Linked DNA regions of Homo sapiens: region 1 is linked to region 2. Evidence: read pairs that join two places in POLR2A ChIA-PET (ENCODE). Cell type or tissue: HepG2. All regions are shown on one strand. Links, peaks and the distances in the headings refer to the core of each region. The heading gives the core; the rest is flanking DNA.

Evidence for each region. ChIA-PET counts read pairs that join two places held together with the same protein. Peaks named below come from ENCODE experiments on the same cell type or tissue, not always from the same donor. Only the 100,000 strongest peaks of a DNase experiment are listed, where the experiment ranks them.
Region 1: POLR2A ChIA-PET joins it to region 2 with 11 read pairs; 6 of 35 experiments call an interaction of 5 or more read pairs at or near these places.

The regions. Positions count from the first base shown.
Region 1 is chr7:731,171-734,075 of GRCh38, forward strand. The region is part of intron 2 of DNAAF5 (dynein axonemal assembly factor 5); the gene reads left to right. Among named protein-coding and RNA genes, the nearest start is that of PRKAR1B, 5.3 kb to the left of the region's middle. RefSeq lists an enhancer at 1-195. In HepG2, for the core only: a CTCF peak has its summit at 1,218 (motif pointing left); a DNase peak (open chromatin) is centred at 1,211.
Region 2 is chr7:613,407-616,311 of GRCh38, forward strand. All of the region lies in intron 4 of PRKAR1B (protein kinase cAMP-dependent type I regulatory subunit beta), which reads right to left. It overlaps LOC105375119 (a long non-coding RNA gene), which reads right to left and starts at 1,168. Exons shown (of 2, transcript XR_007060176.1): 1 at 433-1,168; 2 at 1-165. RefSeq lists enhancers at 39-539, 540-1,040. In HepG2, for the core only: no CTCF peak of the experiment used is centred there; no DNase peak of the experiment used is centred there.

The DNA.
Region 1 (2,905 bases), core at 131-2,630, 120 kb after region 2:
GTCTTACTCCTCAAAACAGTGTGATGACTCTGTATGGAGAGCTCTGTGTGAATACTGAAGCTCCATAGCTGATAGCTGTCGGTGTAAGCCTACTGTCACTGTCTAAAAATAACCATCACTGTCTAAAAATACCGTCACTGTCTAAAAATACCATCACTGTATCGATAGCTGTCTGTAAATACTGGAACTCTGTGGAGCACGCTCTGTAAATACTGGAACTCTATTGCTAGCTGTAAACGGTGTAACTCAGTATAACTATACCGTAACTCTAAAAATACCATAACTATGTGTCGACAGCTGCCTATAAATGCTATAACTGTATTGGTAGCTATGTATAAGCAGCCTACTCTGTATCAATAGCTGTCTGTTAGAAAGCTGACATCACATTGTTGATCTAAAGCAAGCTTGTCCAACCTGCGGCCCGTGGGCCACATGCAGCCCGGGACGGCTTTGAATGCTGCCCAACACCAATTCATAAACTTTCTTAAAATGTTACGAGATTGTTTTTGTGATTTTTTTTTTTCTTTTAGCTCGTCAGCTATCATTAGTGTTAGTGTTATTTTATGTGTGGCCCAAGACAATTCTTCCAGCATGGCCCGTTTCTTCCCAATGGGGTTTGCGTCCTATTAGAGACCCTGCACGGCCCTTCACGTGAGTTTCGTGTGGAGTCACGGTGCTGCCCCTTTTACTCTGATCAGCCCTGCGACCCCGTCCTGGAGCTCCATGTGGGCTCCTTGCAGACACCTCCACCCCCTCAACAACCCAGGGACTGGTGCCCTGGGACCCCATCCTCTCTGCACAGAAGGTCCTGACTGCCTTCTGACTCGTAGGAAACCTTCCAGCAGCCTGCTAGACTCGGCTTAAATCACTGAACTTCACTGGAAGGGCCTGGAAATAACTTCATCTCCTCCTTACAAGGCTCAGAGGCCTCAGAGCTCACTCAGGTAGCACAGCCAGGTGAGCCTCAGAGCAAGGTCAGGACACAGGCGGTCTAGCCGCCCTGGAGCCTTAGGCCCCGGGATGGTGTCTGAAGTTGTGGAAAGGGGGTGTCCCAGTGCGGCAGGGGCTAATGCATCTCCCCACGCTCACATGACTGCAGCTCCGAGCCCAGGACACTGACCACACCCAGAACCCCGGCGAGGCAGGCAGGACGGACGTATGGCCGTGCAGTTGTGAAGCAGGCCTTGAACAAACTGCCCTGTGCCGCCCTCAGGTGGGTGACTCATGGACTTCGCCCTGCAGGGGTGCCCTGGTTGTCGCCAGGCCTGCAGTCGGCAGCTGCTCAGCTTTGCTGCAGTTTTCCTGCTCGATGTGTGCTGCTGGTGAGGCCACCAGGCCTGTTCTTGTCAAGAGAGACCTTCCGGGAGCAACAGATGTTACAGGAGAGACTGGGGATGCATGGACAGCTTTTCAGAGATGAGTGTTTGTCACGTTCCTGCCAAGTACCTGTTTGCCATTTGTATGCCTTCTTTTGAGAAATGTCTATTCAGATCTGTCCATTTTTAAATCGCGTTATTAGATTTTTTTCTATTGAGTTTGAGCTCCTTATGGATTCTGGTTGTCAGTCCCTTGTCAGATGGGTATTTGTGCAGCTGTTTGCTCCCATCCTGTGGGTTGTCTCCTCACTATTGATTGTTTTATTTGCTGTGCAGAAGCTTTTTAACTTGATGTGATCCCATTTGCCCAGGCCATGTCCCAGAGAGTTTCCCCAATGTTTTCTTTTAGTGGTTTCATAGTTTGAGGTCTTAGATTGAGGTCTTTAATCTATTTTGATTTGATTTTTGTACATGGTGAGAGATAGGGGTCCAGTTTCATTTTTCTGCATATGGAGTTCCAGTTTTCCCAGCACCATTTATTGAAGAAACTGTCCTCTCCCCAAGATATGTCCTTGGCACCTTTGTCAAAATAAGTTCACTGTAAATGTATGGATTTAATTTCTGGCTTCTCTATTCTGTTCCATTGGTCTGTGTGTCTGTTTTTATGCCAGTGCCAAGCTGTTCTGGTCGCTGTAGCTCTGTAGTATAAATTGAAGTCAGGTAATGTGATCCCTCCAGTTTTTTGTTTGTTTTTGTCTTGTTTTGTTTTTTGCTCAGGATGGCTTTGGCTATTCAACGTCTTTCGAGGTTCCATATAAATTTAGGATTATTTTTTCTATTTCTGTGAAGAATGTCATTGGTATTTTGATAGGGATTGCGTTGAGTCTGTAAATTGCTTTGGGTAGTATGGACATTTTGGGTAGTATGGACAATATTGATTCTTCCAGTCCATGGAGTATGTTACCATTTTTTGTGTGTGTCCTCTTCAGTTTTCTCATGTCAGTGGTTTATAGTTTTCTTTCTTTTTTTTGAGACAGTCTCGCTCTGTCATCCAGGGTGGAGTGCAGTGGTGCGATCTCTGCTTACTGCAAGCTCCGCCTCCCAGGTTCACGCCATTCTCCTTCCTCAGCCTCCCGAGTAGCTGGGACTACAGGTGCCTGCCACCGCACCTGGCTAATTTTTTGTGTTTTTAGTAGAGACAGTTTCACCATGTTAGCCAGGATGGTCTCAATCTCCTGACTTCGTGATCCGACTGCCTCAGCCTCCCAAAGTGCTGGGATTACAGGTGTGAGCCACTGCGCCTGGCCTTATAGTTTTCATTGTAGAGATCTTTCACTTCTTTGGTTAAGTTAATTCCTAGGTATCTTATTTTGTTTGTAGCTATTGTAAATGGAATTACTTTCTTGATTTCTTTTTCAGATTTGTTAACTGTTGGCATGTAGAAATGCTACTGGGGCTTTTTTGGTGATTTTGTATCCTGCAACTTTACTGAATTTGTTTATCTGTTCTAATAGGTTTTTTGTGGAATCTTTAGGTTTTTCCAAATGTAAGATTATATCATCTGCAAACAAGAATAATTATCTTCCTTT
Region 2 (2,905 bases), core at 257-2,756:
AGAGGCAAAATGTAGACTTTAAAACACAAAAATGTGCTTTTCTGAGTGTGGCACAGACTCCAAGCCCACAACGTCTGAGGAAGCGTACGGGATCAGAACCAGCAGCTCCGTTCACAGCCAAACTCGCCTTCAAAAGGCAAGGAGATGGCGCGCCAAGCTCAGCCCCTGAAATCACACACGCGGGGTTGAACGTGAGTAACTCAGCCCATCGTTCCGCACTGTGAATCTGCTCCAATACCTGCAGAGACAGGTCCAGCTCCCACTACGAGGGCCCACCGACCAACACGGTACACCGAGGGTGAAAAAGCCACGACCAGGCCCACCTGGAAAACACCATCAGCTCCTAGAAATGCCACTTCCTTCCTCCTCCCGCCGCTCCGGGCCTCCCGAGCCAAGACAAGCGCAGGTTGGGACTTGCACGGGAAAGCTCACCTGAGAATGTTTCCAGAAACCCCTCCCCAGCCTGCAGAGACCTCTCCCGGCCCCAGGACAGGGAAGCCTGCGGAGCCAAGAGGGTGCAGTGCTGGGAGGTCCCCGCAGGGGCAAGCAGGGCTGCCACCAAGCGGGTGGGAGACACCCAAGGACTCGTCCACCACCCAGGGAACCGGACTGTGAGGTTCAGGTCAGCATGGAGGGCGGGAGGCGTGGCGCCCACAGAGGGGAGGGGAGCCAGGCCCAGATGACAGACGCCTGCAGACTCCACGCCCCGCACGCCCGACCAGGACAGGCCAACGCAGGGCTGGGCACTTCTTCGGACTCACAGGAAGCCTCTGTCCATAGTCTGGCTACATCTGCCCAACCTCAGCCACTCAGGACTGTCTACACAAAACACTCAGCAGCATATACGACAGGATGCGCAGAATGACAGATTCAACCTGCCTCATCAGCTCCAAGATGGTGGAACACGGCTAAGACCCAGGTCTTCTGACAAAAGGCTGGGTTGAATGCCTTTCACCTGAGAGAACGCCCCGTTTACATCCCCTCCTCTGAACTTCACCGCCACAGGCCCCATTACTGCCCCACTTCACAGACAAGGAAGCTGAGGCTTAGGAAGCTGACATGGGCCAGATGTGGTGGGTGGCTCATGCCTGTCATCCCAGCACTTTGGGAGACCGGGCACCATAAGGAGGTGAAAGGATCGCTGGGCCCAGGAGTTTGAGACCAGCTTGGGCAGCATAACAAGACCCCATTTCTATAAAAAGTAAAAAAATTGGCTGGGCGTGGCCAGGCACAGTGGCTCACGGCCTATAATCCCAGCACTTTGGGAGGCCGAAGCAGGCAGATCACCTGAGGTCAGGAGTTCGAGACCAGCCTGACCAACATGGTGAAACCCTGTCTCTACTGAAAATACAAAAATTAGTGAGGTGTAGTGGCACACACCTGTAATCCCAGCTACTTGGGAGGCTGAGGCAGGAGAATTGCTTGAACCTGGGAGGCGGAGGTTACCATGAGCTGAGATCGCACCACTGCACTCCAACCTGGGTGACAGAGCAAGACTTTGTCTCAAAAAAGGTAAAAAATTCAGCTGGGCATGGTAGCATGCACCTGTGGTCCCAGCTACTCGGGAGGCTGAGGCAGGAGGATTGCTTGAGCCCAGGAGGTTGAGGCTGCAGGGAGCTGAGATTGTGCCACTGCACTCCAGCCTGGGTGACAGAGCAAGACCCTGTCTCTAAAAACAGAAAGAAGGAGAGAGAGAGAGGCAGAAAGAAAGAGTGAGACAAAGAAAGAGAGAAAGAAGGCCAGGTGCAGTGGCTCACACTTGTAATCCCAGCACTTTGGAAGCCCAAGGCAGGCGGATCACAAGGTCGGAAGATCGAGACCATCCTGGCTAACATGGTGAAACCCCGTCTCTACTAAAAATACAAAAAATTGGCTGGGCATGGTGATGGGCGCCTGTAATCCCAGCTACCCGGGAGGCTGAGGCAGGAGGATTGCTGGAACCCGGGAAGCGGAGCTTGCAGTGAGCGGAGATCGCGCCACTGCACGCCAGCCTGGGAGACAGAGCGAGACTCCGTCTCAAAAAGATAAATAAATAAAAATAAAAAATAAAAAAGACAGAAAGAAGGAAAGAAAGAAGAGAAAAGAAAGGAAAGGAAAGGAAAAAAGGAAGAAAGGAAAGAAAGAGAGAGAGAAAGAAGGAAAGAAAGAAGGCCGGGTGCGGTGGCTCATGCCTGTAATCCCAGCACTTTGGGAGGCCGAGGTGGGCGGATCACGAGGTCAGGAGATCGAGACCATTATGAAACCCCATCTCTACTAAAAATACAAAAAAAAATTAGCCGGGCGTGGTGGCAGGCGCCTGTAGTCCCAGCTACTCGGGAGGCTGAGGCAGGAGAATGGCATGAACCCGGGAGGCAGAGCTTGCAGTGAGCCGAGATCGCGCCACTGCACTCCAGCCTGGGCTACAGAGCAAGACTCCATCAAAAAAAAAAAAAAAAAGAAAGCAAGAAAGGAAGGAAGAAAGGGAGGGAGGGAAAGGGAGAGAGAAAGAGAAAAAAGGAAGAGAGAAAGAGAGAAAAAAAGGAAGAAAGAGGCAGAGAAAGAAAGAAAAATAAAAAAAGAAACAGAAAGAGAGAAAGAGGGAGAGAGAAAGAAAAAGGAAGAAAGAGAGAGAGAGAGAGAGAAAGCAGCTGAGGCTGAGGCTGAGCCCAGGCAGGGGCTGTGCTCTCACCACTGCCGAGACCCTCCCAGGCCCAGCCCTGCCCGCGGGTGCACACGCAGAACACACTGGGTGGGTCTCAGCCCCTCTTGGCTGCAGGTACAGGCCCTGTCTGGTGTAGTGGGTCCTCGCCCCAGGTCCTGGCCCCCTGTGCTGGAGGCAGCCCCCTGGCTCTCACTGACAAAACGAGGTCACTCCGGACAGACTCGCAGGGCCTGGAGAGGTCAGAGATCTCCATCAACCACAGAC